3 separate regions of the Homo sapiens genome follow, and all the other regions are linked to region 3. Evidence: chromatin loops called from intact Hi-C (ENCODE). Cell type or tissue: mammary epithelial cell. All regions are shown on one strand.

Evidence for each region. A loop is a pair of places that touch in the nucleus more often than their neighbours do. Peaks named below come from ENCODE experiments on the same cell type or tissue, not always from the same donor. Only the 100,000 strongest peaks of a DNase experiment are listed, where the experiment ranks them.
Region 1: it touches region 3 in a loop (5-fold over the local background); 2 of 110 quality-filtered maps call a loop at or near these places.
Region 2: it touches region 3 in a loop (13-fold over the local background); 2 of 110 quality-filtered maps call a loop at or near these places.

Annotation. Positions count from the first base shown.
Region 1 is chr9:14,651,554-14,654,053 of GRCh38, reverse strand. The region is part of intron 7 of ZDHHC21 (zDHHC palmitoyltransferase 21); the gene reads left to right. Among named protein-coding and RNA genes, the nearest start is that of ZDHHC21, 41 kb to the left of the region's middle. In mammary epithelial cell, a CTCF peak has its summit at 1,109; no DNase peak of the experiment used is centred here.
Region 2 is chr9:13,087,874-13,090,373 of GRCh38, reverse strand. No RefSeq gene overlaps it. Among named protein-coding and RNA genes, the nearest start is that of SNORD137, 120 kb to the right of the region's middle. In mammary epithelial cell, CTCF peaks have their summits at 1,046 and 1,436 (motif pointing right); no DNase peak of the experiment used is centred here.
Region 3 is chr9:13,426,608-13,429,107 of GRCh38, reverse strand. All of the region lies in intron 1 of LINC01235 (long intergenic non-protein coding RNA 1235), which reads left to right. Among named protein-coding and RNA genes, the nearest start is that of LINC01235, 3.5 kb to the left of the region's middle. In mammary epithelial cell, a CTCF peak has its summit at 1,394 (motif pointing left); no DNase peak of the experiment used is centred here.

The sequences.
Region 1 (2,500 bases), 1.2 Mb before region 3:
AATGTGAATTGACAGGTACTTTCAGATAAAAAGCAGTGCAGAATATATGGCTCACCTTAACGCCTGTCTACTTTCTCTGAGATTTTGGCCTCTTAAGTTCTGGGGAGTTTGGCTACTTGCCAGTATCTTTAAACAGCTGTGTATTTATTAATTAATTGGATTTTATCTGGCTTTTAATAGTGTTTTTGGTGTGAGTGTTGGTCTCATACGAACTGTTTCCTCATAGGTGTCAATGGCAATAGCATTTTGTTTAAAAAATTTCTTCCCAGGTGATTTTAATCATTGCTGCCTAATTGCATAACTCCAGGAGGCAACACTCACATCATAGTCTATGTAAACAGTATCCTGTGGAGTTGTGCAGTGCAAAACTTCTGTGGCCATAAGGTCTGAGAAGTGCTGTAGAGTAGGGAATGAGACTCATGGTGGACTTCATAGGTGAGATAGAGATTAACCAAATGGGGAGATGAAGGAGGTCATTGCTGGGCAAAAAAAACAACAAAACCCTTGAGGCTGTAACTGGAATAATTGGTTTTAAGGGCAAATCTTTAGTAAAATTCCAGCAGTATAACAAACTTCTCTAAAGCTAAATAATAAAATAATGTTCTTACTTCAGCAGTTCTTTTGTAAATTACATTTACTGTGTTTTTCATAAAGGTAGAAAAAAATTACCAATAATTTCAGAACCAAAGTCACCATTATTACCATTGACATTTAAAAAAATAATGTTTTATGGTGGAATATTCTTCAAAAAATACTGCCTCATCAGTGTTTTTTGCAAGTCTTTTCCTGTGTTTCTTTCATTTTTCTCTAAAACAAGCAAAAATCTGTATCCAGCTGTTGATTATGTGTATAAAACTATGTGTGAATAAAGACAGTATCAGGAACTTCATCTTATTATCCTTTCTATTATTCAGGATATGGAATAAGATCCCCGAAGGTCCCTAACTATCTTTGGATATTGCATTAATGATTATTATACATATTTTTTGTGGGAGTAATGATGCAGTTAAAGCATGTGGTGGACTTTGACCCTGTGTTCTTCTGTCAGCCAGACTGAAGCAAAAGCTGTAGTCTGCATTTTCTTTCTACCCTTTCACGTAGATAGGTGGCAGCATAGTATCTTTTCTAGCCCATCTTTAAATTCCAAAGCTGAATGGAATTGCCTGGGTCAGAAGAGAAAGTGTTAACTTTCTTGTTTTTCTTTTCTTGTTTTTTAAGGCGAAAGTGTTTATTCATTAAACAACAACAACAAAAAAAATGAGTTGCACTTTGACCATTGATGTAATGGCACTTAACCTGTATTCAGTAGAAAACTGGTACGTTGTATGTTATGCTCATGGTAAAGACAGTTGAGAGAAAGCAGGTTGTTCACAAATTCTGGGAAATGAACAGATTGGGAGCCTGATTTTCTTCCATTTCTCTCTTCTCCTCGCCTTCTGTTTTCAGGAGAGCTCTTTCTGAGCTGGATTATTTTAATTTCTTTGCAAGTGCCCCATTGTTTTTTATAGTAACTTAATGCTTTTTAGATTTCTTCTTAATCTTTACTTTTAAAATATTCTTTTATCACGAACGTTCAAAGATTTATATGTTTTTACCATGTGAAGTTTTGAGGAAATACTTGAATTTATCTTTTGTTGAGGAAGTAAGGACTAAGATGTGCAGGAGATAAGGAATTTATAGTTTATCATGAATCAATGCCCAAATTTAGGATTTATTTTTTAAGCTATAGATATTGATTTATATTCTGAGTCTTATACTAAAAAAAGGCCTGTGAACCTAAAAAGAATTAGTATTTACTATCTTTATCAGAAATAGTAACTTAAAAAATCCCCAAATTCTCAGTGTAAAAAATGCATGTCTAGAAAAATTGCAGAAACTTGAGTAATAGTTTTGTTTTCTAAATAAATGGAGATAAATTAAACATTTTTTGTTAGAATCACTAAATCAATAAAGATTATAAACTTTGAGATGTTTGGAGAAGTTTTTCAGATGTTAGACATTAAATTAGTTTGCATCATTTGCATTTATCATTCCAGTATAATGTTGAATTTTACTTAAAACCCCTCTCGAAAGTAATGTTTGACTTTAAATATTTATTGGCATGAAAATCATTGTCTAGGTTCTAAAACCTGTAGATTGGGTAATGATTTGGCATTTAAGTGAATAAAATAGATGGATTTTGAAGAAAATGAACTTTCATTTTTTACCAAGGTCCATATTTGACTATTTCACATAGTTACTTTAAATGCTTATAAGCAGATGCCTAGTCATTTGGTATATTATGAAACTCTATTTCATTTTATTGGATACTGGTTATTTACCAAAACTAGAAAATTACGGTTTTCAATTAAATATGAAGGAAAGTACCACTGTATTTAAAGAGTATACCTTCTTAAATTTATTGTATGTTTATCCATGAATATTTTATTGGTAACATGTTTTCTTTTTATATTATTCTGGATTTGTGTATTACTTGGATTAGTGGAAAATGTCTACTCCT
Region 2 (2,500 bases), 340 kb after region 3:
TAATAAGTGACTTTTAATTTAAGACAAGTATTTGAAAATGTTGGTTTTTTTCAAGAATCCAATACTTAAATAATTTATAAAAGTAGCTTATCATGTTAGCTTAATTGAAGGAAATTAAACAAGCATTAATCTTGTACATTTGAAGTTGGTGAAAGGAGATGAATGAATAGTAGCAAATTATTACCATTAATTTATTGAGCTGTACTCTGAAAGTTCCGACATTAAACCATTAGAATATATATAGAGAGAATATATATTAGAATACATATATAGTTCAGACATTAAACCATTAGAATATATATATATTCTAATGTATACAAATTTCTAGCAAGAAGCTACCTGAAATATTTTTCAGCTTCAACTCTTTCCTTAACAGAGTAGGAAAGTGTGGATGAACAATTTGCTTAGCAAGTATTAAAGTTCACTGATTATTACATCATATCTGTGATTTGGAGCTCAGTTAAGTTTTATCTGTTCTCCCCATAGCAATATCAGGCAAATTACCATATCAGTTTATTATTGTGCCAGCTACTAAATCTTGTGACAACTACATAGAAACAAGACTAAACATAAAAGATATTTTGATTACAATTGTGTTTACTGTTGATACAATTCTCTATACAAGCTTGATTAAATGTTTATGTTTGTATAATAGTGATTGTAATATCAAGTTACCAGGCAGAGCCATTTTGTGGATAATTTAATATTTTGTGCACTTAGAAAAGCATGTGTACATTGTATAGTCAATTGGCATATATATGGTTATAAAGCACATTCAGTAAATGGAAGTGCATTGCAAATGGATAAATTTAGATTAGTGATGAACATCATTAAAATGTTTTTATAAGAAGATGCAAGTTCCATTTATAAGGAAATTTTAGTAATAAAAAAGTAAGGATTACCCTACACGTTTTAGAGAAGTAAGTGTAGCAGATGAAATAGCTTACACCCACATTAAAACATGTGGAACACCCCAGGAGCATCAGCCATTTAGATTTCAACAACCAGTGCTCATCTGTGCACGCACAGTGCAACAGTGACACCACCGGGCCAGCTTTCTCAGACTTCTGGGGCTTTTCAAGGTGTTAAAAGGGAACTAGATGCTCACAAGAAATGCAAGAGATTGGGGGAAATGTGCAGACGATTAAAAACTCTGCTTTTAAATTATTGGGGGGGAAAAGAATCTTTCCAGCAATACTTTTAAAGTGCTGGTTCTGTGTTTGATGTGTTTTCCTCATTGACCTGAGTAAACAGAGAAAAAATCCGATGATCATTATGACTGATGAAGTAAACGTGGCTGTTCCTGATACTTCAGGCAATGTTGTCACTTGGTTGAACACCTTCCCATTTGGTTAAAATTCTCCAGGGAAAAATAAACCCACAAGAGAACACATGAAAGCCAGGAAACACCTTAATCTTCTTCTGGAATCCAAACACTAGAGGGCAGTAGAGTCCATGCTACTTCTGCTTTGTTCTCCTTTATCCGTTACCCTCCCCGCGCTCAACCCGCCCCTCCAGCTCCCACCCTGTCCTCCCCCTGATACCGCATCTTTCTCATTTCTTCTGAGTAGCTCTAAGAACTTTTCAGAAAAAGTAAAAGTTCCAGTACTTTTACTTCCAAAGTACTGGAGCATTACATTTTCTCAGAAACTTGTACAAAAGTAGAAAGTAAGATACAACTTTTTCCAGATTTGAGGATGTGGTTATATTCTTTTTGCTTCCATGAAAATTAGCTGTTTTTTAAAGTACATGTTTTGGGCAAAAAGAAGGGTATCGCACAGGCTTTAGTGGTTATTGAAAAAATTAACATCAAGCACTAAATCAATGAATTCTTAAGTCAACTCTTAAGGAATGCCTCCATTTGTAAAAATCCAACTTAAGGTGGGAAAATATAAAAGTGAAAAAGCCAGGCTCTTTGTATTCAGAACAAAACAACAAAAAAAAGAATTCTATATGAAGAACGTAAAATAATAGCTACAGGAAGTACTCAACACTTCTTAGAAGCCTGGCTTTTCATTGATATTACTATTTAGTATCATTGCTGGAATTTCGAAGAGAATAATGACCTTTTTAAATACATTTTTCCCCCGATTTTCTTTTTCTTTCTGTCCTCTAACATAAAGTTTTTATTTCTGGGTAAATGAAATATTTGGTTGAATTTTTTTTTTGATGTAAGTTTAAATGGATTTTGAGAGTGCTTATTTTGTGTTTTATTCAATAAAGTTATGTTGTAATACTTCACTGATAAAAGTAAAATCAGGCCGGGCGCGGTGGCTCACGCCAGCACTTTGGGAGGCCGAGGCAGGCGGATCACGAGGTCAGGAGATCGCGACCATCCTGGCTAACACGGTGAAACCCCGTCTCTACTAAAAAAATACAAAAAAAAATTAGCTGGGCATGGTGGCGGGCCCCTGTAGTCCCAGCTACTCGGGAGGCTGAGGCAGGAGAATGGCGTGAACCCAGGAAGCGGATCTTGCAGTGAGCGGAGATCGAGCCACTG
Region 3 (2,500 bases):
TTTTGATTGGAAGGCCCAGAAATCAACACAAAACATAGACCAGGTCCAACAGATTAAAAAGCATAAGTGATTTGAGAAAATACACACTTCCTGGAAATAGCACAGAACACTGTCCCCACTCAGTTAAAAAACACCTTTTTTTTCTTTCCAAGAAGCTCCACATGTTTTGTGAACAGGGGAAGTGATTTTGGTTTAGCATTTAGTTTGCCAATTGCAATGTGGCATACTGTCCCCAGAAAGTGGCACTTCTTTATGTACTCAGAACACAATTAACCCTATTATTTCTAGTATGCTTTCAGTGTAGCCTTAAGGAGTAATCTTAAATCTATCGGTGACGATCGGGTAGAGAGCTTAATGTTCATCTGTTAATCCGTATCAAAACAGAACACTGCTTTCTTTATCTTTTAGAGTAATTTTCTATTTCAAGTTTGGTAAGATTTCATGTCTTTAATATCATATATTTAAATATGCAATAGTTTATTTTTATGTTTACATTAGGGAGGGGAAACATTTAAGTGAATCAGAATGATTATTTCCAACTCTCTCTTCAAACTTTCTCTTACCTAGGGGGTTTACAACTGAATTCCGAGGCTGGTTGAGAAGTACTACTATCAGAGTAATCCTTTCCCCGGCTGTCTGCTAGGTTATCTGCAGATAGTTACAACTGCAGTTTATGTGTACATTATATATTAAGGTTTATTGAGATAAAGATAATACTTGGTGAAGTGCTTGGAAATTATTACTTATAATCCATTTTAGCTTAAACCTATTACAAAAAGGAGAAGTATATTTTAAACACTAGGCTGTGAATAACTGCTTTTTAAACTATAGCTGTGGAAATGAACTTGGGGTGAAGGGAATATAAGAAAAATCAATATGCTATATTTCACCACAAGGACGGCATCAAATATACCCAGAACATTAACTACAGAGGATTCTTCCTCCTGGATTAGAGATAATCAAACTTATTATCAACCTAATACATACAATTTTTCTTTTGAAAACTTCAAGTATAATTCTAGGTCAAACATCTTTTTTTGCTTTCTTTTTTTATGAGCTGGAGGAAGAAGCTGCTTTCTTTCTTGACTTGCAATCAGTCTCAGAAATGTTGAATCATTGCCTAGGTACATGAACTCAATTCTGAGCAGCTTTAATTTACAGCAGCCAACATTTCTATAACATAAGCTCTCTAAAAGGGGCCCACAGAAGAACCAGAAATCTGTGGTTGTGTAGAAAGTTTAATGGGAATGGAAAATCTCCACGTTTACACGTCTATTCTTGCATATTAATATCATTACATTTAAACTGTGGTTTGATTTCAAACATTGAATTAATTAAGGGAACTTCCAGGTCGAGTTATAATGCCAAATCAAATGCCAACAGCTCCCTCTACTGGCTACTAGGGGAAAACATTTGATCTCTATCAATCAGAAATTTGTTTACTTATTTAAAAAACATCTTCACCAAATTAAATTTTGATTAAAAAATGGCTAAGCTTTTTGGTAAACCTGAAAGATGTTCACTTATAATGATAGCAATACAAATGCTAAGAATTTTAGAAGTGGATAGTTACATGAATTTTCTCGAACTCTCGGCTTCAGGTGATCCGCCAGCCTCAGCCTCCCAAAGTGCTGGGACTACAGGCGTGAGCCACCTCTCCTGCCCAAGTTACGTGAATTTTCTAACATCAGTAAACAACTTCTGCCCTCTCTAAAAAACATCTGGTCATTCCCTTGCCTAGTACCCTCTATTACACAGAATTTGGGTTAGGGTTAAAATATAATTAAGGTTAGGTTTAGGGTTGCATTTTCTCCAACCTGACACAAATATCAAATTTGTTTTCCAGAAGCTGAGAAATCTTAATGGAAATATCAAATTTCTACATGATGCTTCCTTGTCTCTTGAGCTCTAAAAAAGACAAGAAGAAAATAAAAAGAAGTATCTATTGTTATTTCATCGAGAATAAATAGATCAGTTGTAAATTGTTTACAGTTTTGAAGCAAAGAAACATTGGATTCTTTTATTTAAACTCTGATATTTGATGTAACATGTAGTTTAGTGAGGGCAATAAATGTTAAAAATGTAAAAAGTAAAATGCATTTTCTTCTCAAAGTCCTTGCCCAATCCTTCTTGGAGACTACCCTCCACCACCTGAAACAATCAATCTATTTGGTTTCACTCATTTAGAGTTGTCTCTCCCTCAAATCCACCACCCCCACAACTCTTGGCCTCCTTTTCACACAGCCATATTCCCTGAACATAAATGGAAAATGTAATAGCACACTCAGAAGTTTTCAAATCCCACTCATTTCAACAAGTGAGACTTGACAAGGTTGATGTGATAGGCTCATGTGAGAGGTTTTAGAATTTTGACGTAAATGCACTGTGAAGGAAAACCTTTCTTTTTTTTAGAAAGGAAGCAATATAGCCCTACAGAGACAAGATCTTGCTCTGTGGATGTTCTCTGCCTTAACGATGAGGTCTTTCTTCCACCGTACCC